Regions from separate parts of the Homo sapiens genome. Here region 2 is linked to region 1. A link is a loop called in an ENCODE intact Hi-C map of the cell type or tissue named here. Cell type or tissue: heart right ventricle. All regions are shown on one strand. Each heading gives the region's core, and the rest is flanking DNA. Links, peaks and the distances in the headings are about the cores only. Region 1 overlaps CYP4F8 (cytochrome P450 family 4 subfamily F member 8). Region 2 has its middle 31 kb from the start of CYP4F2.

What was found. Hi-C counts contacts between places; a loop is a spot of excess contacts. Peaks named below come from ENCODE experiments on the same cell type or tissue, not always from the same donor. Only the 100,000 strongest peaks of a DNase experiment are listed, where the experiment ranks them.
Region 2: it touches region 1 in a loop (9-fold over the local background); 67 of 110 quality-filtered maps call a loop at or near these places.

The regions. Positions count from the first base shown.
Region 1 is chr19:15,621,830-15,638,969 of GRCh38, forward strand. CYP4F8 (cytochrome P450 family 4 subfamily F member 8) reads left to right here. Exons shown (of 13, transcript NM_007253.4): 6 at 390-511; 7 at 1,276-1,546; 8 at 1,870-1,936; 9 at 2,136-2,265; 10 at 6,473-6,606; 11 at 6,702-6,766; 12 at 6,932-7,014; 13 at 7,364-8,810. The coding sequence ends at 7,529. Among named protein-coding and RNA genes, the nearest start is that of CYP4F3, 10 kb to the right of the region's middle. RefSeq lists a silencer at 7,737-7,786. In heart right ventricle, for the core only: CTCF peaks have their summits at 7,640 (motif pointing right) and 7,840; a DNase peak (open chromatin) is centred at 7,652; H3K27me3 peaks cover 2,169 bases.
Region 2 is chr19:15,861,225-15,872,293 of GRCh38, forward strand. It overlaps the pseudogene CLEC4OP and the pseudogene CYP4F36P. Among named protein-coding and RNA genes, the nearest start is that of CYP4F2, 31 kb to the right of the region's middle. RefSeq lists a silencer at 3,655-3,949. In heart right ventricle, for the core only: a CTCF peak has its summit at 8,009; no DNase peak of the experiment used is centred there; H3K27me3 peaks cover 1,976 bases.

The DNA of each region.
Region 1 (17,140 bases), core at 4,604-9,603:
GGTTAGAGAGATTTCCCAAGTTCACCCAGCTTGTCAGTGAGTCTAAGAGTGGGGGAAAAGGGGTTCTAGCCTGGCTCCCTGGCATCAAAGCAGGTCATCTTGATTGCTATTGAGGATTTGACAGGTGAGACCTAGAGGAGGGCTGTGAGTTGACCAAGGGTACACACAGCTTAGGAATCACAGCTGGGGCTTGAACCCAGCCATGGGATCTTCATCTCCTAATAGTAACAGCTTCCACTCTCACCCAAGCGTAGTCCTCCCTGAGGATGGGGGTCTGGGACAGAAAACCAGGAGCATGCCTCTGGGGGAGTCCATCCTGGTGGTTGGGGTTGCAGGGGGACTCAGAGGAGCCAAGGCCTGGCCCCAGCCCTGCTCCCTTCTCTGGCCAGGCCAAGTGGCAACGCCTGGCCATGGAGGGCAGCACCTGTCTGGATGTGTTTGAGCACATCAGCCTTATGACCCTGGACAGTCTGCAGAAATGCATCTTCAGCTTTGACAGCAATTGTCAGGAGTGAGTTCTTGCCCAGGGCCTGGGAACATGGGATGGAGTGGGGGTGTGGGTGTGGGGAGAGCAAAGCCCAGGGAGACAAGAAGAGCCTTCCTGGAGAGATGATGAGAACTAGGCATTGAAGGACAAAGAAGGAGAGAAGGAGAGAGAGAGAGAGCGAGAGAAAGAGAAGTTTCCTCCAAACAAGTGGAACTGTTTGGGTCAAGGCAAGGAGGCTAAGATGAACAGAGCATGTGCAACAGGCAGTTGGGAGACACTTGGAAATGAAGGTGGAGGGGTTGGCAGTTAACTAGATCTTAAGGATCTTGAAAAGTCAGACAAAGGGAGATGCATTTTATCCAAGGTTCCTAAGGAGCCATGGAGGTGTTTGAGCAGATGAGAGACATGGTCAGTACTGAGCTTGGACACTGGACTCTATGGGACTCTATGGAAGATTGACTGTCATGTAGACACAGCATGCAAGGATGCCAGGGAGAGGAGGTCTGAGTTTGGTGGAGAAAATGGGGCAGATTTGGGAGAAACTGAGTAATAATAGGCAGGAGCAGATGTTTTATAAGACAGAGAGAGGAGATGCCCATGATGGCCAAGCTGTGCCCTGGGGACCTGGGGCAGGAGGCAGCTCACAGAGAGTGGGAGGCAGAGAGTGAAGTGCGCTTGCAGGACACCCCTTTCTGCATGGAATGTGGTCCTGGGATTCTGGCTGGAAGGTGCTCCCAGGCTTTCATGTGGGTAAGGAGCTGCTTCCTCTCTCTGGACTGGCCCTGCAGGAAGCCCAGTGAATATATTACTGCGATCATGGAGCTCAGTGCCCTTGTAGTGAAACGGAATAACCAGTTCTTCCGGTACAAGGACTTCCTGTACTTCCTCACTCCCTGTGGACGGCGCTTCCACAGGGCCTGCAGACTGGTGCACGACTTCACAGATGCCGTCATCCAGGAGCGGCGCCGCACCCTCACTAGCCAGGGTGTTGATGACTTCCTCCAAGCCAAGGCCAAGTCCAAGACTTTGGACTTTATTGATGTGCTCCTGCTGAGCGAGGTGGGCCTCTCTGGGATCTGAATTCAAGAGGTAAAATGGAGCTTCAGGTCAAATGTCAGATTGAAGGACCGGACTTGATACAGAGGGCACTAAGGAGCCATGGAAGGTGCTCGAAGAAGGGAGGGACAAGTCAGATAAATTTTAGAGGTGATTGCATAGAAAGCTTCCTGGGAAGAACAAACAGGAGGTCGGAAGGAAGCATGTGGGGGTAGATCTGGAGGTGACAAGGGAGGGATCCTTCTGGGATAATGGGTCTTCAGAGACTGTTTCAGTTTAGACTCCAGTGACCCCAGAACTAGTGTGATTGGGGTTCTTGTCTCCAGGATAAAAATGGTAAAGAGTTGTCAGATGAGGACATAAGAGCAGAAGCTGACACTTTCATGTTTGGAGGTGAGTGTCCCAGTCTGGGGCTACAGTGGGGACAGGGGTCTCTCCACTCCAGGGAAGTGGAGGGCCGGCCCTGAATCACTTCATTCTGCCCAACCTCCCCCTCCCCTCAACCTTCCTGAGAGCCTCAATGTATGGGCGCTGTCCACCCTCTGGGTGCTGAAGCAGCCCAGAGACTCAAGCCTGCCTGGCTGACCCTCAGGCCATGACACCACGGCCAGTGGCCTCTCCTGGGTCTTGTACAACCTCGCGAGGCACCCAGAATACCAAGAACGCTGCCGGCAGGAGGTGCAAGAGCTTCTGAAGGACCGTGAGCCTAAAGAGATTGAATGGTGAGTGCAGGTGCTGGTGGCTCTGCCTTTCTGCCTTTCTGAGTCCTTCTCGTTGGTTCTTCTCCCCAGGTGGGGGAAAAGGGGAGGATCTTTTTGATGATTCTGCCATTGTTGCCTAGTGGGAATAGGAGTAGAGCCCAGAAACAGGCTAGCAAGGGTAACATTGCATGCTTTGGGGACAGAATGGTCTGGGAGTCCATATTTATTTCCCCACTAACTTGCTATGCAAGCTTAGTAAAATCAATTCCCTTTTCTGAACAACTTTTCTCCTTTGTAAATTGGGGGTGTGGGGAATTGCTGTCCCACAGGGCTGCTTGGAGAATTAACGGCAAATACCGCAATGACTTTTGGACCAATCTAATATTATGATTTATCAAAACATTCTCTTATCAACGCGTGTTTTTATACTTTCCAGCCTTTTGGTATAAAAGACATGATGTGTTGAATATCGGTGTACGATGATCATTGCTGACATGTCATCTTTGTAGAGCAGATTCCTAGAAGTGCAACTGCTGAGCCAAAGACCATTTGAGTTTTACAATTCAATAGCTCTTGGGAAATCTACTGCTATACACAGATTTTGAGAATACCAAATTTCCTCATAACCTCCCCAGAAGTGCCTATTATGAAACTAAAACATTTGCCAATCTGATAGATGCAATATAATATTTTGTTATTTTAATGAACATAACTTTAAATGTGGGTAAAGTTGAGCACTGTTTTCACCTGCCGATGAGCCATCCATATCTATTTTTCTGTGAAGTCAGTTTTTGCGTAATTTGTTTTTTCTACTTTGGGTCGTACTAGTTTTCTTATTTACTTATAAAAACTCTTTACATATTAAGAAAATTATTTCTTTTTTCTGTTATGCAAAATGTTGCCTCGCATTGTCTTGGACTTTATTTTTATTTTTGGTTCATTTATTTGTCACCAAATTTATTAATTTTTTCTTTTATAATTCCTGTTTGTGTTTCTTAAAAAAATATTTAAAAACCATTTTATACTCTAATAGTAAAATGCAAAACTCTTGTTTGACTTATTTTAATAGGCTTATATATTTTTAAAAGTTTAACATTTTATCAATATTTTTCACATTTAGAAATTTTTCCCTTTGAAATCTATGTTGGAATCTATTTTTTCTCCAAATGTCTAATTGTCCCAACCAAGTTTAATGAATATTTTGTCCTTGTGTCATGATTCTAAATAACAACAAATTCACAAGAAACTATGTGTGTGTATATATATATATATAGTGTATATATATAGTGTATATATATATAGTGTTTGTGTATATATATATACACACACACATACTATATATAGTGTATACACTATATATATATGTATTTTAAGGCAACAAATAAAACCATATATATATATGCCTATCTTAGGCATGTATGTATATATATGGTTTTATTTGTTGCCTTCATTTTGTTCCATTTATTATGTAGTCCTACATGAGCAGCATGAAGTCTACTTTTAAAAACACTTTAATATTTGGTAGAGTTTGTTCTGTCTCATTACTTTGTGTTTACAGTTTTTTTTCCCTCGAGTTCCTATTTTTTTCCATTTGAACTCTGTGATCAGGTTAGCCAGTTTGACAAATACTTTTGAAAATGTTAATTAATAAATTTTTTGGACCTTAGGTGCTAATGTTTGAGTTAACGATGCTCTTCAATTCATGGCAAATTCTCGTCATTTTTCTATACAATACGTATTTCTTCCCATTTATCTCAAATCTCTCCTTCCAGCTCTCCATCAGTATGATTACAAAATGGTGGATACTTTTATCTGTAAAACTTGTTGTTGGGGTGGATACATTTTAAAATTCTATATATGTTTTTATTTCACAGATGTTGTGCTGGTTCTTACCTTTTCAGAAATATAGCACTATGATTTGTGCTACGTTTGCAGCACCGTGGTTGCATGCTATGATTTGTGCTATATAAATGTAGCACTATGATTTGCAGCACCGTGGTTCTAAGTACATTTATTCTCTTGCTTTTAGCTATGATCTAGTCCTTTTCTCTTCAGTTCTGTAGTGGATACCTGGACTGCTTCTATCTCTCCAGTGCAATGACCATCTTTGTGCATATCTCTTTATCTGCATGTCTGATAATTTCTCTGGGATCTACAGTTGGGAACCAGCTTGCTGGGCTGTAAAACACACATCTTTCCTTGGCCATGTCCTGGAGGTTGCCTTCCATATTGGCAGCTTCTGTGCACCCCACTGTCAGTGCATGTGACCCCTCTACCCACACCTCAGCCAACCCTTGGCAACACCTACCTTTGGCCATTCTAGCCTCGAATAGATGTGAAGTGGTACCTCGTTGTCAGCTAGCTTCCATTTCTATGACAGCTAGTGACTTTGCGCATCTCCTCTTACATTTCTCATGTTTGAGCATCCATGAATTCTTAGATCAAATCCTTTGTCTACTTTTCACTTGGGTTACCTGTTCGTTCTCTTGTAGATTTGCAGGAATTCCTAACATATTCAGATATTGTTCTGGATATCTATCTATCTATCTATCTATCTATCTATCTATCTATCTTAGGCATCTTCTCTGAATCTCTTATCTCTCATTGGAATGTTAATTGGGTCCACTGTATCTTTTACTGCACAGAAATCCTTAATTTGCATGCGTATTTATCCTTTATATTTTATCTTGTTTAAGCTTTTGGGGTTTTAAGAATTCCTACTCTTAAGTCACAAAAATTTCTCCTATGTTATCATCTTTTAACATTATAATTTTACCTTTCTCATAAAGGAAAAGACTCCACCTTGTATATGCAGTAGACAAGAACCTGTTTCTCTCTGTTCCCACATTTCCAGTGGTCTGAACAACTTCCACCACACTATCCATTCTCCAGGGGCGTGTGGACCTTCCTTTAGCAGATGTTAAGTTTCCCCCTATTCACAGGCCTGATTCTGAGCTCTCTACTCTGTTCTATGGATCTGTTTTTCTGTTCTTGCAGCAGTCCCACAGTTTTTTTAAAATTATTTTATTTTTATTAGTATGCATTTGTAATATCTCTTAATATCTGGAAGCTTGGGTTCTCCTTCTTCAATCTTTTATTTAAAAATTGACCTAGCTTGGATAGGGCATGGTGGCTTATGCCTGTAATCCCAGCACTTTGGGAGGCTGAGGCAGGCAGATCACTTGAGGTCAGGAGTTTGAGACCAGCCTGGCCAACATGGTGAAACCCCATCTATACTAAAAATACAAAAATTAGTTGGGTGTGGTGGTGCACACCTGTAATCCCAGCTACTTGGGAGGCTGAGGCACAAGAATCGCTTGAACGCAGGAAGTGGAGGTTGCAGTGAGCTGAGATCAGGCCACTGCACTCCAGCCTGGGTGACAGAGTGAGAATCCATCTCAAAAAAAAAAAAAAAATTGACCTAGCCCTTGATGAACTTTAAAATTCCTTCAATTAGAATAAGATTTCAAAGTTCCAAAAAGAATCCAGCTAGATTTTTATTAATTGCATGAAGTATATTGATTAGTTTAGAAATAATTGACACCTTTACAACATATGGTCATCCCACCCTACAGTGTGGAGTGGAGATTATTTATTCAAATAACTTTATAAGCCCTTTGTAGAGATGTTTTTTTCCTGCTTTTGTTACCTCTTTATATAATTTTAAATACTTTTTCACACAAACAAATGAACACTTTTGTTTTTGAGATGGAGTTGCTCTGCCTCCCAAACTGGAGTGCGGTGGAGTGATCTCGGCTCACTGCAACCTCTGCCTCTCAGGTTCGAGGGATTCTCCTGCCTCAGCCTCCTGAGTAGCTGGGACTACAGGTGCCCACCACCATGCGTGGCTAATTTTTGTGTTTTTAGTAGAGATGGGATTTCACCATGTTGGTCAGGCTGGTGTGGAACTCCTGACCTCAAGTGATCCTCCTGCCTCAGGCTTCCAAAGTGCTGGGATTACAGGAGTGAGCCACTGCACCCCGCCGGAATGAATACTTTTAAGAGACACCCTCTGAATATTGTTTTGCTCAGAAATACCTCTAAAAACACCAGGTCAACTTTTCTTCTAGTAGTTTTGTGACTTTGGTTTTCTAATGCTTACATCTTTGTTGCTTCTGGAATTAATTTTGTTATAGGACTGAGGGTCAGAGGGAGGTGGTGAGAGGGTCTCCAGGGGCAGCAGGAGGGCCGTGTATGCTCTCTGGATAATTGTTGGGTGTTTCCTTAGGGACGACCTGGCCCAGTTGCCCTTCCTGACCATGTGCCTGAAGGAGAGCCTGCGGTTGCATCCCCCAATCCCTACATTCGCCCGCGGCTGCACCCAGGACGTGGTGCTCCCAGACAGCCGAGTCATCCCCAAAGGTGCCCTCCATGGCAGGGGAGGAGGGTCCTGGGCAGGGCGGTGGTCCCAGCAGGCAGCTCGGACCTTGTTCTTACTGTCCTCTCCTGCACGACAGGGAATGTCTGTAACATCAACATCTTCGCAATCCATCACAACCCCTCAGTCTGGCCAGACCCTGAGGTGCTGCCCCTCCCTGTTTCTCCATCCCCCGGGCCTGGTCGGGGGAGGGGTCTTGTCCCGGAAAACCAGATACTCCCTCTCTACTCCACCCACATCTGTTTTATGTGGGGGTGGCTGGGTGTCCTGAGAGGCCCCATCAGCAGCCTTAACTTGCCTCCACCCCAGGTCTATGACCCCTTCCGCTTCGACCCAGAAAACGCCCAGAAGAGGTCACCTATGGCTTTTATTCCTTTCTCGGCGGGGCCCAGGTGAGGCCAGGGGGTGTCTGAGGTGGGCATGGGCTGAGGGTGGCACAGATGGCTGCCTTGTCAGATGCCTGACTTGTAGGACCACGTGTTTCTGTGATAGGGGTTTTAAAGAAGATCCTAGGAAAAAGGGTGTGCTCAGAGCCTCCTGCCCCGTCTGGTTTCAGTTGGGGCTGGGGTCTGGGCTAGGCTCTGGGAATATGCAAGCCCACATGGGGGTCCCAGACCCAGCTTCCCCCCTGTCTGCCCAAGGTGATCTGGGTGGGGTTGGGGGTTCCGGGCCTGGTTCCTGGCGCAGTGGGGCCGGGATCTGGGTCCTGGGTGCAGTCAGACCTTCCACCTTGGCCCCCAGGAACTGCATCGGGCAGAAGTTCGCGATGGCAGAGATGAAGGTGGTCCTGGCGCTCACGCTGCTGCGCTTCCGCATCCTGCCCGACCACAGGGAGCCACGCAGGACGCCGGAGATTGTTTTGCGTGCGGAGGACGGACTTTGGCTGCGAGTAGAACCCCTGGGCTGAGGCCTGCAGTGACCCACCCACCTACCTTTGCATCACCTACCTTTGCACCAACTACCTTTTCAGATTTCCGGTAATAAATCTGTGTTGGCCCCTGTGCCTCAGTCCCGCGGATGGCCAGTAGGGGGCGCTGGAGGACTGCGGGGATCTAGGGCCTGGCTGGGAAGAGGCGGGGAGATGTCTCTGTGCCCAAGATACTCACTGCCTCTCTGGGTGAGCACAGGAGCCCCGTGCTGAGGGTGGGATCTCCCAGAGTCTAAGTAAAGACTTTTTCCCCCCCAAAATAATTGTGTATTCTGATATAAATTTTTGCCAATTTAGAATCCCTGTTTTTTAGCTAGGTGCATAGCAGCCTGAAATACAGATCACATTTGAAAGCCTTTCTTGAAGCTCAATTGGTTAAGTGACTGTGGCTGTCCCATGTGTAGAAGCCAAAGATTATGTGGTAATTCTGGTAACCTTTCTTAAGAGAAAGCTGCTACAGTCTGTCTGCTCAGTCCTCCCCTCTTCCTTCCTGCTGCTTGGAAGATTTTTTTTTTTTTTTGAGACATGGTGTCTCTCGTCGCCCAGGCCGGAGTGCAGTGGCTCACTGCAACCTCCACCTCCTGGGTTCAAGTGATTCTCCTGACTCAGTCGCCTGAGTAGATAGGATAACAGGCGCCTACCACCACACCCGGCTAATTGTATTTTTAGTACAGATGGGGTTTTGCTATGTTGGCCAGGCTGGTCTCAAACTCCTGGCCTCAAGTGATCAGCCCACCTCAGCCTCCCAAAGTGCCAGAATTGCAGGTGTGAGAATAAAAATTCTTGAGTTTCAATGTTTATTTTAGAATCAGGTGCTAACATGCAAATTTATTACAAAGGTATATTGCATCATGCTGAGGTTTGGAGTATGAATGACTCCATCACCCATGTAGTGAGCATAGTATCTAATAGGCAGTTTTTCAGCTTTTCCCCCTCCCTGCTTCCCCTGTCTAGTAGTCCCCAGGATCTGTTGTTCCCATCTTTATTACCATGTGTATCCAATGCATACCTCCCACTTATAAGTGAGAACATGCAATATTTTGTTTTCTGTTCCTGCATTAGTTTGCTTAGGATAATGGCCCCCAGCTGCATCTATGTTGCTGCAAACGACATGATTTTGTACTTTTTAATGACTGCATAGTATTTCATGGTGTATTTCTACACATTTTCTTTATCCACTCCACCATTGATGGGCACCTGTGTTGATTCAGCATCTTCGCTATTGTGATTAGAGCTGCGATAAACATGTGGATGCTTGTGTCTTTTTGGCAGAATGATTTATTTTCTTTTGGGTGTATACCCAGTCGTGGGATTGCTAGGTCAAATGGTAGTTCAACTCTCAATTCTCTGAGAAATATCCTAACTGCTCTCCACACTCCATTAGTTTAGTGGCTGAACTAATTTATATTTCCACCAACAGTGTATAAATGTTCCTTTTTCTCCATAGCCTTGGCAACATCTGCTATTTTTTGACTTTTTAACAAATTGCTTGCAAGATTGATGTGGCCTCTGGAGCTCCATCTTGGCTCATGAGGACAGGGACTGCTATTTAGGGCAGATGGGGCAGATGGCTAGAAGCAGTCAGGGTCTATGACCCTAGATCCATGCTGTGACCTGAATGTTTATGTAGCCCCCAAATCCATACATTGAAGCCTAGTCTGCATATGGTGGTATTAAGAGGGGAGGCCTTTGGGAGGTGATTAAGTTGTGAGGGCTCTGCCTTCGTAAGTGAGATTACCCCTTATAACAGAGACCTGAGGGAGCTTGTTTGCCCCTTCCACCATGTAAAGACACGTGCAAGGTGCCATCTATGAGGAACAGGCCCTTAGTTGACACTGAACCTGCAGGCACCTTGATCTTGGACTTCCCAGCCTCCAAAATTGTAAGCAATAAATACCTGTTGTTTATAAACTACCTAGTGTAAGTTATGTTGTCATAGCAGCCTGAATGGGCTAAGATAATCCATATCCCCTTGGAATTGTACTAAACATCACCTTGAAGTTGTATTATAAATGTCAGAATCCCAGTCTGCTATTCACTAGCTGATTGGCTTGGGGAAAACTTGTTTATCTCTGTAGCCCTGGTTTTGTTTACCACTTAATAGTATTCACCTCATTGGGCTGCTGGAAGACTGAACAAGCCAGTATCTACAACATCCCTGAGCCACATCTGTTGGGTATTAGCGGTCCATGAGGGTTAATTGCCTCTCTTTCTCTTCTTTTTGCATCACATTTGAAGTTTTGACATTTTAAAAAATCGCAAGAGGTTGCTTCAAGCTTTGGGATGCATGGCAACCTTCTCTTGAGGAAAATTCATTCGAATGTTTTGTGTGCTCAAAATATCCGTTATTACATCCGAGAATCTACAGTGGACTTTGGTGAAAGGTTGGCCCAAAGCTTAGAACGGAAAAAATTAATTTTTCCAGAGAGGCACGACTCAGAATTTATTCCTGTCTAAAAAGTTCAGGTCATGAAGGTTTTCAAGTGAGAGGAAGGTAGAGGGTGTGGGCTGGGCGGGGGGCGGGCGGGGGGGGGGAGGGGCCGCCCCTTTCAGCACCAGGGACAGCGGCTGCACCTGGACTTTCCCCTGTCTGACTGTAGGGGGCTCCTGCGGGGCGCAGAGTCCAAGGACTGAGCGCTTTTCAGGGGCCCATAGATTGGGAACCTGGAAGGATTATTGGCTGCAAAATAAGAATGGAACATTGCAAAACGAAATAAATAACTATTTAATATATTCTATGCTGAAAGTCAATTTTTCTTCCCTTTAAAGTTTAAGTTTCATAAATAATGCATGCTTATAGAAGAAATTGCAAGAAATAAAAATCATCCATAATTTCAAAATGTCAGAATAATCACTGTTTATATTTTCTTGCATATGCTTCCAGTTTTTAATTCATATGTGATCTTTTTACATATGAAAATGTTTATTTACATCTATATAGCTGTGTCATATCACATTTGCATGTAATTTTGTTTACAAGTGCTATTTTCCTGCCAAATGAGCACATGAAAAGATGCTAAACATTATTCCCATTATGCAAACCAAAAGCACAACGTGATGTCACCTCAACACCTACAGGATGGCTAGCATCTAAAAAAGGGAATATAACAAATGTTGGAGAGGATATGGAGTAATCGAAGCCCTCATCCATTCCTGGTGTGACTGTAAAAATGGTGCAGCTGCTGTGGAAAACAGTCTGGAGATTCTGAAAAACTAAAACATAGAATTACTATATGATGCAATTCCACGATATCATATTAAGCTCCTAGCTATATACTCAAAAGAATAGAAAACAGTTGTTCAAACAAAAAAGCTTGTACATTCGTGCTTATAGCAGCCCTATTCACAATTGCCAAAAGGTAGAAAGAACTCAAATATCCATTAACAGATGGATGGATAAAGAAAATGTGATCTATTCGTATAATGAAATATTACTCAGCCATTAAAAGGAATGAAGTACTGATACATACTACCACCTGGATGAACCTTGAATACATTATAGTATGTGAAAGAAGTCAGACACAAAAGGTCACATAGTGTATGATTTATTTATAAGAAATGTCCATCTGGGTGTGGTGGCTCATGCCTGTAATCCCAGCACTTTGGGAGGCCCAGGCAGGCAGATCACTTGAGGTCAGGAGTTCAAGAGCAGCCTGGCCAACAGGGTGAAACCCCGTCGCTACTAAAAATACAAGAAAAATTAGCTGGGCGTCATGGGATATGCCTGTAATCCAAGTTACTTGGGAGGCTGAGGCAGGAGAATCACTTGAACCCAGGAAGTGGAGGTTGTGGTGAGCTGAGATCATGCCATCACGCCACTGCACTCCAGTCTGGGCAACAGAGTGAGACTCTGTCTCAAAAAAAAAAATGTCCAGAATAGGCAAATCTATAGAGACAGAAAGGAGATTGGTGGTGTCAGGAGCTGTGGGGAAGTGGGAAGAGGAAGTGCTAATGGGGTCAGGATTTCCTGCTGGGTGGTGAAGATGTTCTGGACCTAGATAGTGGTGAAGTTTCCACAACACTGTGCATATACCAAATGCTACTAAATTGTACCCTTTAAAATGGTGAATTTTATGTTTTGTGAATTTTACCCAAACAAAAAATGCTATTTTATCTCAAATTTTTGTTAATTTGGGCTACTCACACGATATGCTGTTAACATCTTTCCATGACATCAAATCATTTTATGAAACATTATTTTGTGGTTTTAACAAATATTTGGGTTATGTATTCAAACCACTCTATTTCTTAAAAATGGCGTGATGTTACAAAATGATATAAAAGTGCTTTGTCTCACGTTGCAAGAATTGTCTTCATACAAGTTGACAGTTTGAGGTATCATTGGTTACAAATTGAGTAACTTCATCAAATAAGTTTTGGGGTAAAGATTTCATTTTCAAAGCAATAGATAACAACTATTTTTTGTCTTTCTACTCAATATATGGGTAGTTTACATACCGCAGTTACAGTGTTATAGTATTGTGTTTGTCTATGTACTTACAGTGAGTTTTGTACCTTCAGATGATTTCTTATTGCTCATTAACATCTTCTTCTTTCAGTGAGGAACTCCCTTTAGCATTTCTTTTAAGACAGGTCTGCAGATCCCTTAGGTTTTGTGTGTCTGGGAAAATCTTTATTTCTCCTTCATGTTTGAAGAATATTTTTGCTGGATATACTATTCTAGGATAAAAGTTCTTCCCTTCAGCACTTTAAATATGTCATGCCACTCTCTCAGCATATGAGGTTTCCACTGAGAAGTCTTCTGCCAGACATATTGGAGCTCCTTTGTATGTTATTTGTTTCTTTTCTCCTGTTGCTTTTAGGATCCTTTATCCTTGGCCTTTGGGAGTTTAATTATTAATCTTTTTTTTTTTTTGACAGGATCTGGCTCTGTTACTCAGGCTGTAGTGCAGAGGCATGATCTCAGCTCACTGCAACCTCTGCCCCCTGGGCTTAAGCCGTCCTTCAACCTCAGTCTCCCAAGTAGCTGGGACTACAGATGCATACCACCATGCCCGGCTAATATATATATATGGTAGATACAGGGTTTTGCCATGTTGCCCAGGCTAGTCTCAAACTCCTGGGCTCAAGCAATCCACCTGCCTCGGCAACCTAAAGTGCTGAGATTACAGGTGTGAGCCGCCCTGCTCAGCCTAACTATTAAATGTTTTGAGTTAGTCTTATTTGGATTAAATCTGCCTGCTTTTCTGTAACCTTCTTGTACTTGAATGTTGATATCTTTCTCTAGGTTTGGGAAGTTCTGTTATTATCCTGATCTCTCTCCACCTCCTCTTTAAGGCCAAGAATTGTTAAATTTGCCCTTTTGAGGCTATTTTCTAGATCCTGTAGGCCTACTTCATTTTAAAATTCTTCTTTCTTTTATCTTCTCTAACTGTGAATTTTCAAATAGTCTGTCTTCAAGATCACTAATTCTTTGTTTTGCTTGATCAGTTCCGCTGTTGAGGGACTCTGATGCATTCTTCAGTATGTCAAATGGATTTTTCAGCTCCAGGATTTCTTTGGTTCTTTTAAATTATTTCAATCTTGGTTCTTCTTAATTATTTCGATCTCTTTGTTAAATTTACCTGATAGGATTCTGAATTCCTTCTTTGTGTTGTCTTGAATTTTACTGAGCATTCTCAAAACAGCTATTTTGAATTATCTGCCTGAAAGGTCACATATCTTTGTCACTCTGGAATTGATCACTGGTGTTGTATTTAGCTCATGTGGTGAAGTCATGTTTTCCTGGATGGTCTTGATGCTTGTGAATGTTTGTTGATGTCTGGGCATTGAAGAGTTAGGCATTTACTGTAGTCTTTGTGGTCTGGGCTTGTTCGTACCTGTCCTTCTTGGGAAAGCTTTCCAAATATTCAAAGGGAATTGAGTGCAGTAATCTAAGTCTTTGATAACCACAGCTGTATCTACACAGGGAGCACCTCAATCCCAGTAATGCTGGGACTCTTGCAGATTAGTAGAAGTACTGCCTTGGTTGTCTTGGGTAAGATCTGGGAAAATTCCCTGGATTCCCAGGCAGAGACTCTTCTCTTCCCTTACTTTCCCCCAAACAAATGTGTCTCTCTCTCGATCTGTGCTGATCTGTCTGGAGCTAGGGGAGGGTTGACACAAACACCCCTGTGGCATCTACCACTGGGACTGTGCTGAGTCAGACCTGAGGCCACCACAGCACTGGGTCTTGCCCAAGGCACACAGTGACCACTGCTTGGCTACCACCTGTGTTGACTCAAGGCCCAAGGGCTGCATAATCAGCATGTGGTAAATCTAGCCAGGCCTTGTGACCTTCCCTTCAGTGCAGTGAGTTCCCCACATATCTGGTGGGTCCAGAGATACTGTCCAGGAGCTGTGGCCTGGAATCAGGGACTCCAGGTGCTCCATCCCACTGTGGCTAAGCTGGTACCCAAGCTGCAAGACAAGGTCCCCTTTACTCTTACCTCTCCTTTCCTCAAGCAGAAGGAGCTTCTCCCCGTGGCCACTACGGCTGGGAATGTGCTGGGTCACACCTGAAGCCCGTATGGCACTGAGTCTCACCCAAGGCCTGCAACAAGTACAACCCAGCTACCACTGATGATTATTCAGGGCCTATGTCCTCTTTAATCTGCAGGTGGTAAATCCTGCCAGGACTGGGTCCTTCCCTTCAAGGCAGCATGTTTCCTTTGTCCAAGAGTGTGTTTAGAAATGTTGTCTGGGAGCTAGAGCGTGGAATGGGAGCCTCAGGATGCTGTCTGGTGCCCTATTCTTCTGTGGCTGAGCTGGTATCCAAGCTGCCTCTCCTCAAGCAGAAGGAAGAAGTCTCTCCTGGAGCAGCAAGCTGTGCTGCCTGGAGTTGTGGGAGGGATGATGCTTGCCAAGACTCCCTTGGCTGCCCTGGCTGGTGCCTCACTAGGTTGTGTGCACCCCAAGTTCTCTGGCTCTGAGCCCAGCGCAGCACCAGGACTTGCTCCAGAATTGCAGTCCTTGTAGCTGGATTTACCACATACTGATTGTAGAGCCCTTGGGCCTTTAACAAACATAGGTGGTAGCCTTTCAAGTTTATTTAGGACCCTGGAGCACTTTAGCCTGCAATGGTGGTACTAGCTGGAACTCAGGTTCTGACCACTGGGATGGACAATTCCCTTCTGACTAGGGCTGGCCTAAATGCTTCCTCTGTCGGCACTGGCTAAATTCTACCCCATGTTGCTTTCTGCTGTGACAGGGCAGCACTGAGTTTCAATGCAAAGTCCCATGATCACTGTGCTCTCTCCCCTCCACTCAAGCACCCAGATTCTCTCTCCAGCCATGAGGCCACTTCTGGGAGATGGGGAAGTGTTAGTGTAGGCAATTTAAGACTCTTTTGGCCAGGCACAGTGGGTTACTCCTGTAATCCCAGAACTTTGGGAGGCCGAGGCAGGCAGATCACCTGAGGTCAAGAGTTCAAGGTCAGCCTGGCCAACGTGGTGAAACCCTGTCTCTACTAAAAATACAAAAATTAGCTGGGCGTGGTGGCATGAGCCTGTAGTCCCAGCTACTTGCGAGGCTGAGGCTTGAGAATTGCTTGAACCCGGGAGGCAGAGGTTGCAGTGAGCTATCGTGCCATTGCACTCCAGCCTGGGTGACAGAGCAAGATTCTGTCTCAAAAAAAAAAAAAAAAAGAAAAAAAAGAAAAAGAAAAAAGAAAAAAGAAAAAAAACCTGTCTTTTGTACATTCTTTAGTGCCTCTTTAAATTTTTAATTTTTGTGGGTACATACTAGGTATATATGTTTATGAGGTACATGAGATATTTTGATACAGGCATGCAATGCACAGTAATCAAATCATGGAGAATAGATTATCCATCCCCTCAAGCATTTATCCTTTGTGTTACAAACAATCCAGTTACATTCTTTTCATTATTTTAAAATGTACGATTAAGTTATTATTGACTATAGTCACCCTGTTGTACTATCAAATAGTAGGTCTTATTATAGGTCTAATTAATTCTTTCTATCTTTATTTGTACCCATTAACCATCCCTAACTTCCCCTCACTCCTCCACTCCCCTTCCCAGCCTCTGGTAACCATCCTTCTACTCTCTATCTCCATGAGTTCAAAGTACCTCTTTTTTTGATATGATGTTAAAACCAGATACCATGATCACTCACCTAATTTTTGGTTCTTATGAAGGTATTTTCTTGTGTGGATATTTGTTGTATTTGGCGTTCCTGTGGAGGAGACGATCAATGACGCATTTTATTCTGCCATCTTGCTCTACCTCCTCCTTTTTGTGATTCAGATGAGACTCCTTGACAGCTGGTGGCTAAATTTTCAAATGCAATATTTTTGGCAGAAAATATATTCACTCATGTAAAAAATAAAATGCACAGTGAAAAATGTTTCTTGTACCTATGCCCTTCATTTATCCAGTCTCGCCGTCTTTACAAAGGTAAACACTTTTACTTTTTCTGTATCCTTTCATAGTATATTTAGGCAAATAATACATGTAATTAATCTCCTTTGTTCAGGATGATGAATTGCCCCCCCCCCCCACGATGGTCAGTTCACCTCCCTGGGGCACAACTGTAAAACCCTCACAGCTCTAGCTGTATTCAGGGTCAACTCCACCAGCCATTTCATCCACCATATGACTCCTACAGATGAGATACGTAAGGTGCAGACAGGTTGAGAGATTTGCCCAAGGTCACACAGCCAGGAAATAGCAGAACTGTATCCAAACCTAGGCCTGGTGAACATCCACAATACCGCATGCCTCCTGCATGGTCTCAAACTCCTTCTCCTTGTCCTTGCCTGTGGACAGCCCCACTCATCTTAAAATTACATTTACGGCCAGGCACAGTGGCTCATGCCTATAATCCAAGCACTTTGGGAGTCCGAGGCAGGAGGATAACCTGAGGTTGGGAGTTGGAGACCAGCCTGACCAAAATGGAGAAACCTTGTCTCTACTAAAAATACAAAATTATCTGGGCATGGTGCTGCATGCCTATAATCCCAGTTGCTTGGGAGGCTGAGGCAGGAGAATCGGAGGCGGAGGTTGCTGTGAGCCAAGATAGGGCCATTGCACTCCAGCCTGGGCAACAAGAGTGAGACTCCGTCTCAAAAAAAAAAAAAAAAAAACCAAAACCAAAAAAAAGCAAAAAACCAAAAAAACATTTACTCAGTAGGCACTCTTTTTTTTTTTTTGATGATGAGTATCGCTCTGTCTCCTAGGCTGAAGTGCAGTGGCATGATCTCAGCTCACTGCAACCTCTGCCTCCTGGGTTCAAGCAATTCTCCTGCCTCAGCCTCCTGAGTAGCTGGGATTGCAGGCACACACCACCATGCCCAGCTAATTTTTTGTAATTTTAGTAGAAGCAGGGTTTCACCATGTTGGTCAGGCTGGTCTCGAACTGCTGACCTCGTGATCTGCCCGCCTCGGCCTCCCAAAGTGCTGGGATTGCAGGTGTAAGCCACTGTGCCTGGCCCAGTAGGCACTCTTTAAGAGCAGGTGTCACACAGTAGAAACTCTATGTAGACCATATGTAGACCATGAGTCACAGAGTGGGCACACTATGAAGAGCAGGTGGCAGCAGTAGGCACTCTTTATGTAGAGCAGGCAGCA
Region 2 (11,069 bases), core at 6,070-11,069, 240 kb after region 1:
GCAACGGCACAATCTTGGCTCACTGCAACCTCTGCCTACGGGGTTCAAGGGATTCTCCTGCCTCAGCCTCCCAAGTACCTAGGATTAAAGGCTCCCATCACTACGCCCGGCTAATTTTTTGTATTTAGTAGAGAAGGGGTTTCACCATGTTGGCCAGGCTGGTCTCGAACTCCTGACCTCAGGTGATCCGCCCGTCTCAGCCTCCCAGAGTGCTGGGATTATAGGCATGAGGCACCACGCCCAGCCAAGAGTAGATTTTAACTGTTCTCACCACATACACACAAAAGAATATGTGGGTGAGGTGATAGTTTCATTAGCTTGATTTGCTGATAGATATGTTCATTAGCTTGTGGAATGATTATTCCACAATGTATGCATTTTAAATTTTTATTTTTATTTTTATTTTTTTGAGACAGAGTCTTTCTCTGTCACCCAGGCTGCAGTGCAGTTGCATGATCTCAGCTCACTGAAGCCTCTGCCTCCTGGGTTCAAGCAATTCTTGTACCTCGGCCTCCCAGGAAACTGGGATTACAGGCATAGGCCATCACGACTGGCTAATTTTTGTATTTTTAGTAGAGACAGGGTCTCACCATGGTGCCGAGGCTGGTCTCAAACTCCTGGCCTCAAGTGATCCACCTGCCTTCCTTGGCCTCCCAAAGTGCTGGGATTACAGGTGTGAGTCACTGTGCCTGGCCCACAATGTGTACCTTTATCAAAACCTCACATTATACCTCATGGATCTATACAATTATCCATTGAAATTTTATAAAACATTTCATTTAATTAAATGTTCATTTAAATTTAAATTAAACTTGCATTAAAGTCAATTAAATATTTTTCAAAGTTTTATTAACTTTTTGATATCGACTTAATTTTTTTTAGTTTTGGGAAGGAAAAGAGTTCTACTTAAAATATGTAGCACAAAGGTACCACCTACAACGGAATGTGATCCAATAGGGTTGTGTGGAACCCAGGCATCTGCATTTTAGCAAACTCGCTGCATTCATCTGACAGGCTGCAGAGGACCCACTGTATTTTGCAGCACACTGATGTGGTGATTTAAAGTGGAGGCTCCGGTCAGAGGTAGATTTACAGCAGACACCTGTAATCCCAGCACTTTTGGAGGCCAAAGTGGAAGGATCGCTTGAGCCCAGGAATGTGAGACAAGGCTGGGCAACATAGTCCAGGGAAAGAGGAGGGGAGGGAAGGGGAGGGGGAGGGGGAAGGGAGGAGGAGGGAGAGGGGAGGGGAGGGAGAGGGGGAGGGGGAGGGGAAGAAGAAGGGGAGGGGAAGGGGGAAGGGAGGGGAGGGAAAAAGAAAAGAGGAGGCTCTGAATCCTGACAATGACTCTTGAGAATGACACTGCTCATTTCCCCCCGATTCTGCAGCTGAGGGAACTGAGGCTGAGAGAGGTTAAAGGGGCTGTCCCCGCGGTTGCACACAGCCACACCTGCAGAGCAGGTCTCACTGTCCTCAAAGCCTTACTTTTCTGGTATCCCTTCACTATCCGTTGGTCTGACCATGTCACCTCAACTTTCTCCATGTTCCGCTAGCACTAAAAAGACCCAAGAATCCCCCGGGCATTGGGCTGCCTTTCCGAGATCCCTGCTACAGGAAGCCCCCGTCACCAGTGCCGAAAGGAGCAGAGTCCCCGCCCTTCCCCCACCTCCCTTTCCCCACTCCTCACCATTGCGTGCCTGGACAACCTTTATTTGCCTGAACATTTCACCCCGAATGAAGTCCCGGTCATGTCCGGTGTCTGCCAGCCCCGGTGTCACTGAGAGACCCAAAGAGAACGCGCTGGTAAAGGTCTTGGCAGAGTTGCGGGTTGGGAGATGTGATTAAGGGTCGGGGGGCGGGGCATCTCCTTGGACGCCCACTCACCTTTTTCATCCCGCACATCCTTCGTCATCCTCAAGACTGGGGAGAGACGCCAGCAGCATGTTCTAGACGCTCCCCTCACTCAAAGAACCTCCCTGGGGTTTCTCTGTGTTCCCCCAACTCCCAGAGTCCAAGACTTTCTTCCAGCCCCAGGGCAAGGCACTTTGGAGCTCTGAAATGTTCCACTCATTTTGCGGATGAGAAAACCCAGGCCCAGGGACATAAAGTTTCTTGTCTAAAAGCAACCAGCTAGTGAGTAGTAAGGAGGGAATTTCATTCCAGTGTGTCTGGACTGTTTAGGGAATGCAGGCAGCCTGGAGGTTCTAATCCCAGCTCAGGGCTGGGCTTAGGGGAGGTGCTCACCAATGACTCAAACCTGCTCGCTAATGATTCTGCTCCTTCAGTTCATACACACCCCCGCATGCCTCCCTCTGAGGCTGGTGAGGAGGTCAGCTCCCTCCTGTGTCACCATGGTCACCCCCAGGGACACGACCAGCAGCCCCTCCGGCTCCACCCCTATCCCAGCGTTTCCGAATCCGACCCACCCTACAGGTTGGGAGCCCTCATGGCTGCTGTCCCGGGGCCACCTGGTCCCCCTGATTCAGCCGCCTTACCTCTGGACAGAAGCACACTGAGGAGAACAACCAGGAGAAGCAGGATCAGAGACACCACCGGGCAGAGATACTTCCAGGTCTTTTTTTATTTTTTATTTTATTTTGTTTTTGTTTTTTTTTTTTTTTTCCGAGACGGAATCTTGCTCTGTCGCCCAGGTTGGAGTGCAGTGGCGCAATCTCCGCTCTCTGCAAGCTTTGCCTCCTGGGTTCACGCCATTCTCCTGCCTCAGCCTCCCGAGTAGCTGGGACTACAGGCGCCCGCCACCGCGCCCGGCTAATTTTTTGTATTTTTAGTAGAGATGGGGTTTCACCGTGTTAGCCAGGATGGTCTCGATCTCCTGACCTCGTGATCCACCCGTCTCAGCCTCCCAAAGTGCTGGGATTACAGGCGTGAGCCACCGCGCCCGGCATTTCCAGGTCTTGTCATGGGGCTTCTGTGCCCGTTGCCCTGGGTGGAAACCAGGTCAGCTTCCCCTCCCTTCAGGGATACCCACTCTCTTTTCCTTAGATGCCCGAGACTCCTCTCAGGCTGCAGGGAAATCGCTGAATCCCCCGTGCTCTTCTGGGACCCCTGCTGAATGCACCGGATGTTGAGGACTCAGAAAAGACTAGAAAAAGAAGCCTGTCCCTCTGGGATGTGGAGTAATGAGGAGGAAGCCTCAGAAAGATGGGAACTCCATGCCCTCTCTTTCTCCTGCCTATGGTTAGAGTGCAGGGGCAACCCAGCACCCAGCTCTTTTTTTTTTTTTTTTTTTTTTTGAGATGGTGTCTCGCACTACCACCCGGCCTGGAGTGCAGTGGCACGATCTCAGCTCACTGCAACCTCCGCCTCCAGGGTTCAAGAGATTCTCCTGCCTCAGCCTCCCAAGTAGCTGGGATTACAGGCGCCCGCCACCACACCCAGCTAAATTTTTTGTATTTTTTAGTAGAGACGGGTTTTCGCCTGTTGGCCAGGCTGGTCTTGAACTCCTTACCTTGTGATTCACCTACCTCGGCCTCCCAAAGTGCTGGGATTATAAGCGTGAGCCTCCGCGCCTGGCCCACCAAGCTCTTAATTGCACATAAAAGGGTTTCTGGTCCCAGCTTCTTGACTCACCAGTTTCCCCCAGCCTGGGGGGAAGTTTGGGCCCCAATGCTGATAATTCTTTGGGGTCCTTGCTGCTAGCATCCCTGCCTTCAATCATGACCGCAGCTCACTCTGCTCTGAGATGCTCCTACTCTACATGCTTATTTCTGGGAAACTCCACCCAGCCCTTGGAAGGAAACACTCCCCTTCAAGTCTCTTACACTGCTCCTCCTTCCTGGCTTAGAGTGTGGCCCGAGATCCTGAGATATCTGGTCATCTGTTAACACAGCCGGAAAGAGGACCTGGGTCTCTGAGCTCAGGAGGCAGTGGGCACCAAGTCTCCTCTGCAAAGCTGATTTCTGTCCAAGGTGACTGAAACACAAAGCAACAGAGAACGGAATCTCAGATCCCTGTACTGACACCCCCACCGCCACTCTCTGCTTCTCACAGCTTAGCATGAAAAGTGCTCTTGGCTTCTCACGATGAAGTGGTGGACATTTCAACCGAGGAAATGATTTGTGTGACTCTTTTCTTGGACACCGAGGACAATGACATTTCCCAACAGCTTTCATTCATCTCCCCAGCTAGGTAGCTACTTGTAGTTTTAATGTGGCCAACAAGCATATGAAAAAAAAATCTTTACATCACCGGTCACTAGAGAAATGCAAATCAAAACCATAATGAGATTCCATCTCACATCAGTCAGAATGGCTATTACTACAAAGCCAAAAAATAACAGATGCTGGGGGCAGGGGGTTGCAGAGAAAACGGAATCCTTATACACTGTTGGTGGGGGGTGTAAATTAGTTCAACCATGGTGAAAAGCAGTGTGGCGATTCCTTAAAGAGCTAAAAACAGAACTACCATTTGACCCAGCAACCTGATTATAGAGTATTCATCCAAAGGAATATAAATCATTCTACCATAAAGACACACACATGAGAATATTTATCGTAGCACTATTCACAATAGCAAAGACATGGAATCAACCTAAATGCCCATCAATGATAGACTGGATAAAGAAAATGTGGTACAGATACACCATGGAATACTGTGCAGCCATGCAAAAGAACAAGATCACGTCCTTTGTAGGAACATGGATGGAGCTGGGGTCCATTATCTTAAGCAAACTAACGTAGGAACAGAAAACCAAATACCACATGTTCTCACTTATAAGTGGGAGCTAAATGATTTGAACACACGGACACATAGAGGGGAACAACACACACTGGGGCCTATTGGAGGCTGGAGGGTAGGAGGAGTGAGCGGATCAGGAAAAATAACTAATGAGTACTAGGCCTAATACCTGGGTAACAAAAATAATCTGTAGAACAAACTCCCGTGACACAGGTTTACCTGTGTAACAAACCTGCACATGTACCCCTGAACGTAAAATGATATTTTAAAAAAATGAATACAGGCCAGGTGCGGTGGCTCCTACTTGTAATCCCAGCACTTTGGGAGGCCGAGGCAGACAGATCACCTGAGGTCAGGAGTTCAAGACCAGTCTGGCCAACATGGTGAAACCCTGTCTCTACTAAAAATACAAAAATTGGCTGGGCGTGAGGGTGGGTCTCTGTAGTCCCAGCTACTCGGGAGGCTGAGGCAGGAGAATCACTTGAACCCAGGAGACGGAGGTTGCAGTGAGCCAAGATCACACCATTGCACTCCAGCCTGGGCAACAGAGAGAGATTCCATCTCAAAAAAGGAAAAAAATATCCAATCCACTGTTGATGGGCACCTAGGCTGATTCCACATCTTTGCTATTGTGAGTAGTGCTGCAGTAAACACACAAGTGCATGTGTCTACCTAGTAGAATAACGTATTTTCTTTTGGGTAGATACCCACTGATAGGATTGCTGGGTCAAATGGTAGCTCTGTTTAAAGTTCTTTGAGAAATCTCCAAACTGCTTTCCACAGTGGCTAGACCAATTTACATTCTCACCAGCAGTGTTCCCTTTTCTCTGCAATTTTACCAGTATTTGGTTGTTTTTTTTTTTTTTCACTTTTTAGTAACAGCCATTCTGACGGGTGTGAGATGGAATCTTATTGTGGTTTTGACTTGCATTTGTCTGATGATTAACGAAGAGGAACATTTTTTCATTTGTTTGTTGGCTGCTTCCCTATTCAATAAATGTTCGTGGGATAACTGGCTAACCATGTGCAGAAGAATGAACCGGGACCCTGACCTTTCACCATGTACAAAAATTAACTCGAGATGAATTACAGATTTAAATGTAAGACCTCAAAGTATTAAAATCTTAGAAGAAAACCTAAGAAACATCCTTCTTGACATCAGCCTTGGCAAATAATTTTTGGCAAATCCCAAAAACCAATTACAACAAAAACAACAGAGTGAGACTCTTTCTCATATTTATATTGAGTATCACAGTCTTCTAAATAATTCCAATGTATTGAAATATAATGCCCTAATCCTGATATTTGTTGTTTTAGGTCACTATGTTTTGGTGGGGGGCTGACTTGTTACATAGTAATAGACAACTATTACACAGGCTTAAGCACTTAATAAATATCTTTTTTTTTTTTTTTTTTGAGACAGAGTCTCACTCTGTCACCCAGGCTGGAGTGCAGTGGTATGATCTCAGCTCACTGCAACCTCCACCTCCCGGGTTCAAGCAAAGCTCCTGCCTCAGCCTCCCTAGTAAAGTAGCTGGGACTACAGGCATGCACCATCATACCCGGCTAATTTTTGTATTTTTAGTAGAGACGAGGTTTCACCATGTTGGCCAGGCTGGTCTTGAACTCCCAACCTCAAGTGATCCTCCCGCTTCGGCCTCCCAAAGTGCTGGGATTACAGGTGTGAGTCCTTTTTTTTTTTTTTTTTCTTAAGATACAGGGTCTCACTCTGTTGCCCAAGATGGAGTGCAGTGTGCCTGGCCTTAATAAGTACCTTTTGAAAGCACAAATGAACTATACAATTGGAGTTTATCATACAGAAGCACAGTCCGACTGGGACCCAACTGTGTCAGCGTCACTCCCAGATACCTTGCCTATCAGCACTTCCTTATGACAACCACGTTAAAATCATATGTTACCTGTTCATGAAATAAATCGCAATTAAAGGACAACTGCTCAAGTTCTAGCCAACTTCTTGGGGGTGAGTCTGGGGAGAAGTTTAGAAGCAATATTTCTGACAAATAAATAGCGATATCGTGTGGTACTAGTGTTGATCGTGTTTGTCATTTATTCAGAAATGTTTACTGAACCGGCTGGGGGTGATGGCTCATACCTATAATCCCAGCAGTTTGGGAGGCTGAGACGGGCAGATCACTTGAGACCAAGAGTTTGAGACTAGCCTGGCCAACATGGCGAAACCCCGTCTCTACTAAAAATACAAAAACTAGCTAGGCGTGGTGGCACACACCTGTAATCCTAGGTACTCAGGAGGCTTAGGCACGAGAATCTCTTGAGCCCGGGAGACAGAGGTTGCAGAGAGCCAAGACTGCACCACTGTACTCCAGCCTGGGCGACAGAGTGAGATGAAAAGAAAGGAAGAGAGAGAGAGAGAGAGAAAGAGAGAGACAGAGAGAGAGAGAAAGAAGAAAGAAGGAAAGAAAGAGAGAGAAGAAAGAAAAAGAAAGGAAGGAAGGAAGAAAGAAAGAAAAAAGAAAGAAAAAGAGAGAAAGAAAGAAGAAAGAAAGGGAGGAGGGAGGAAGGAAGAAGGGAGAGATGGATGGAGGGAGGGAGGAAGGAAGGAAGGAGAGCTAGAGATAGAAGAAGAAAGAAAGAGGAAAAAAGAGAAAGAAAGAAAGGGAAAGGAAAGGAAAGGAAGGAAAAAAGAAAGAGCAAAAACAAAAGGAGGGGAGTGGAGGGGGATCACGCCACTGCACTCCAACCTGTTGACAGAGTGAGACTCCATCTAAAAAAAAAAAATGCTATTTTATATTTTATTTTTTGAGATAGTCTCACTCTGTTGCCCAGGCTGGAGTGCAGTGGCGCAATCTTGGCTCACTGCAACCTCCACCAACCAGGTTCAAGTGATTATCTTGCCTCAGCCTCCCATGGAGCTGAGACTACAGGCGTGTGCCACCATGCCTGGCTACATATTTTGTATTTTTAGTAGAGATGGGGTTTCGCCATGTTGGCCAGGCTGGCCTCAAACTCATGGCCTCAAGTGATCCACCCACCTCGGCTTCCCAAAGTGCTGGGATTACAGGTGTGAGCCACCGCGTCCAGGCTAAAAATGCTGTTTTAAACACTGGGAAGCACAGGAAAAGATGCTCAACATTATTGGTCATTAGAGAGGGGAAGGAAGGGGCGGGGGAGGGGAGAGAAGGAGAAATATTTACTGAATTATGTCTAGGCTCTCTTCAAGCAGGTGTCTTAGATGGGTCTCCAGAAGCAGATTGAGATAAAGAGCCTGGTGTTGGGCCTATTGTTAAGTGTGAGCCTTAATCGGAGAGGGGGTGCGGTTCACTGGGAACCTCTAGAGGACAGTGTAGGGAATGCACTGAGTTATTCCAGGAAAAGGGCTGGAGGGTGGGGGGTTGAAGGATTCATCTGCCAGCAACCATCAGTCCTTGGTTAAGAACCAATCAATGAGAGGTTAATTTCCCAACACTTCTGGGCTTGTCTGAGAGGCAGAGTGAGATCCAGCTACAGGAAGCTCTGCAGCAAAGAGACGTTGGCAGTTGGAAGACAGGATAGTAAATATTGCAACAGCAATATGCAAAGAGTTACAGGCAGAGCTCTAACAGAATCTACTATAATTGAATAAACAGAACAAGAACAGACAGGACAAAAGAGATCTCTCTGCCTTATGGAACTTGCAGCTCGATGAAGAAGACAAACGATAAAGGATTGCGTACCCTATCTGCTTTCAATAAACTAGGAAACAAACACTCTCTCAGAGCAATAAAATGCTATGACAAAAACTGATCATGGGATAAAAATTATCTGGGATGGGGGGCTGTTTAGATAGAGGAGGAAGAGCTTGGATGAAAAGGTGCCATTTCAGCCAATCCTGGAATCAGATGAGACTCAGTCACAAAAGAGCTGGGAGAAAAGCATTCCAAGCACAGGGAACCGCAAATCCAAAGGCTGTGAGAGAAGAACAGAGAGTCTATTAGGGAATCAGAATTGAGCCCAGGGCGGCCAAGTGCAGAGAGGGAGGGAGAGCAGCTGGGAAGGAGGTTTGAGGGGTCTGCAGGGATCAGTGGTGCCGAGTCCCTTATGCTAAGAGATAAATGTTTGTAGCAGGATCTTATTGGGAGACATTCACTGAGGTTTCCTTCAGCTCCCACCCCCTTGCACTTCCATGTGCCCCCATCGCTTTCAGAAAAAAAAGAAGCGCCTCCTATATGCACAGCAGAGAGGGCAGGCAGAGCTCATTCAATGAGCACACGTTAGAATTCTTGGCCAGGCGCAGTGGCTCACGCCTGTAATCCCCAACTCTTTGGGAGGCCGAGGCAGGCAGATCAGGAGGTCAGAAGTTCGAGACCAGCCTGACCAACATGGCAAAACCCCGTCTCTGCTAATAATACAAAAATCAGCCGGGCGTAGTGGCACGCGCTTGTAATCCCAGCTACTCCAGAGGCTGAGGCAGGAGAATGGCTTGAACCCAGGAGGCGGAGGTTGCAGTGAGCCGAGATTGTGCCACTGTACTCCAGCCTGGGTGACAGAGCAAGACTCTGTCTCAAAACAAAAAACAAAACAAAACAAAGAAACAAAAAGAATTCTTGCCGGACAGGCATGGTGGCTCACACCTGTAATCCCAGAACTTTGGGAGGCTAAGGCAGGCAGATCACTTGAAGCCAGGAGTTCGAGACCAGCCTGGACAACATGGTGAAACCCCATCTCTACTGAAAATACAAAAATCAGCCATGCGTGGTGGTGTGCACCTGTAATCTCAGCTACTCAGGAGGCTGAGGCAGGAGAATCATTTGAATCCGGGAGGCAGAGGTCACAGTGAACCGAGATCACACCACTGCACTCTAGCCTGGGTGACAGAGTGAGACTCTGTCTCAAAAAAAAAAAAAAAATTGTTGCCATTGATTTCCAAGATACACAAATAACAGTCTCAAAAGACCTTTTGAGATCTGCAAGAGCCAGGCTTTCTGAGGCAGGAAGTAATAATGGCCACGTTTATAGTGCATTTTCTATAAAGTGGCACAGCTCTGAGCCCCTTATATTTAGTCCCTGGGATGAGTCTGACGTAGGTGCTGTTGTCTCCATTATATGGTTGGGAAACCAAAGCACAGAGAAGGGAATTAACTTGCCCAAGTCACACAGCAGAGCTGAGGCTTGAGCCCAAGCAGTCCGGCTCCAGATCCCATGCCTTTGGGTGGTGTTTGCATCCAGTGGTCTGGCTTTGAATCTCTAGAGCCAAAAGGGATGACCCTGACCCTGACCCCCCCAAAAATGGGCCAGGGAGGCCTGTGCTGGGAATGGAGGAGGAACTTAGAGGTGAAAGGATGGGGATGCACCTTCCCCCCGACACTCTTATGAGAGCACCTGGCACACAGTTGGGAGGGAGGGGTGCTCAGGTAGCATCTGCTGGACAGGCTGCCTGTGCAGCATCAGGGACCCAGAAGAGAAAGGGACTCAGAGCCTCAATATTGCCCCTTAAATCCATCCTAAAACCTGGTCCCTCTCCTGCTCAAGCACCTCCCATAGCTCCTTATTGCCCACATGATAAAGTCCATTGTTGGGCTCTGAACCTGCGATCCATGTGGTCAGCCAGAGAGGCAGTCAGGGTCTTGGCTTCAGAGACCCTGCCCCACTTCCACCCACACACACCCTGGATCCTTGCAGTCCCCAAGCAGCCCCTGCTGGCTTTAGATGAGACTCAGGCAGAGGTGACAAACATTTTATTCCTGGGAATCTGCAAAGGTGGGTGGGTGGGGTTAGGGTGGATCCCTGCAGGCCTCAGCTCAGTGGCTCCACCAGCAGCTAAAGTCCGCCCTCCGCATGCATGATCAGCTCTGGCTTCCTGCCGGGCTCCATGTGGTGCCGCAGGAAGCGGAAGCCCAGCAGCGTGAGTGCCAGGACCACCTTCATCTCGGCCACGGCGAACACCTGCCCCATGCAGATCCTGCGGGCAGATGAGAGGACTCTGACTGTGCCCAAGACCCGCATCCTGGCCCCATCCTGGCACCATCCCCCAAACCAGGCACAGCTCTGAGAGGATTACTGTCTGCAAAATAGAAAAGCAATGCTGCAAAATGAAATAAATATACATTAGATATATAGCCTAAGTTATGTCACATTCATTTCTCTTTGCCTTTAGAGTTCATAGTTAAATTTTTCATTCCAAAATGATGAATATTCCCATAAAAAAGACAAGTAAGCAAAAGTAAGAAATAGAAGTTATCCACAATCCCATGTCAAAATAAGCACTGTAAATATTCTCTCACACGTCCAGGTTTTTTATTTATATGTAATCTTTTTATCTGGGAAAATGCTTATTAATATCTAAATTTATTACATTTACGTGCAATATTTTTGTTTAAAAATGCTATTTTAGGCTGGGTGTGGTGGCTCATGCC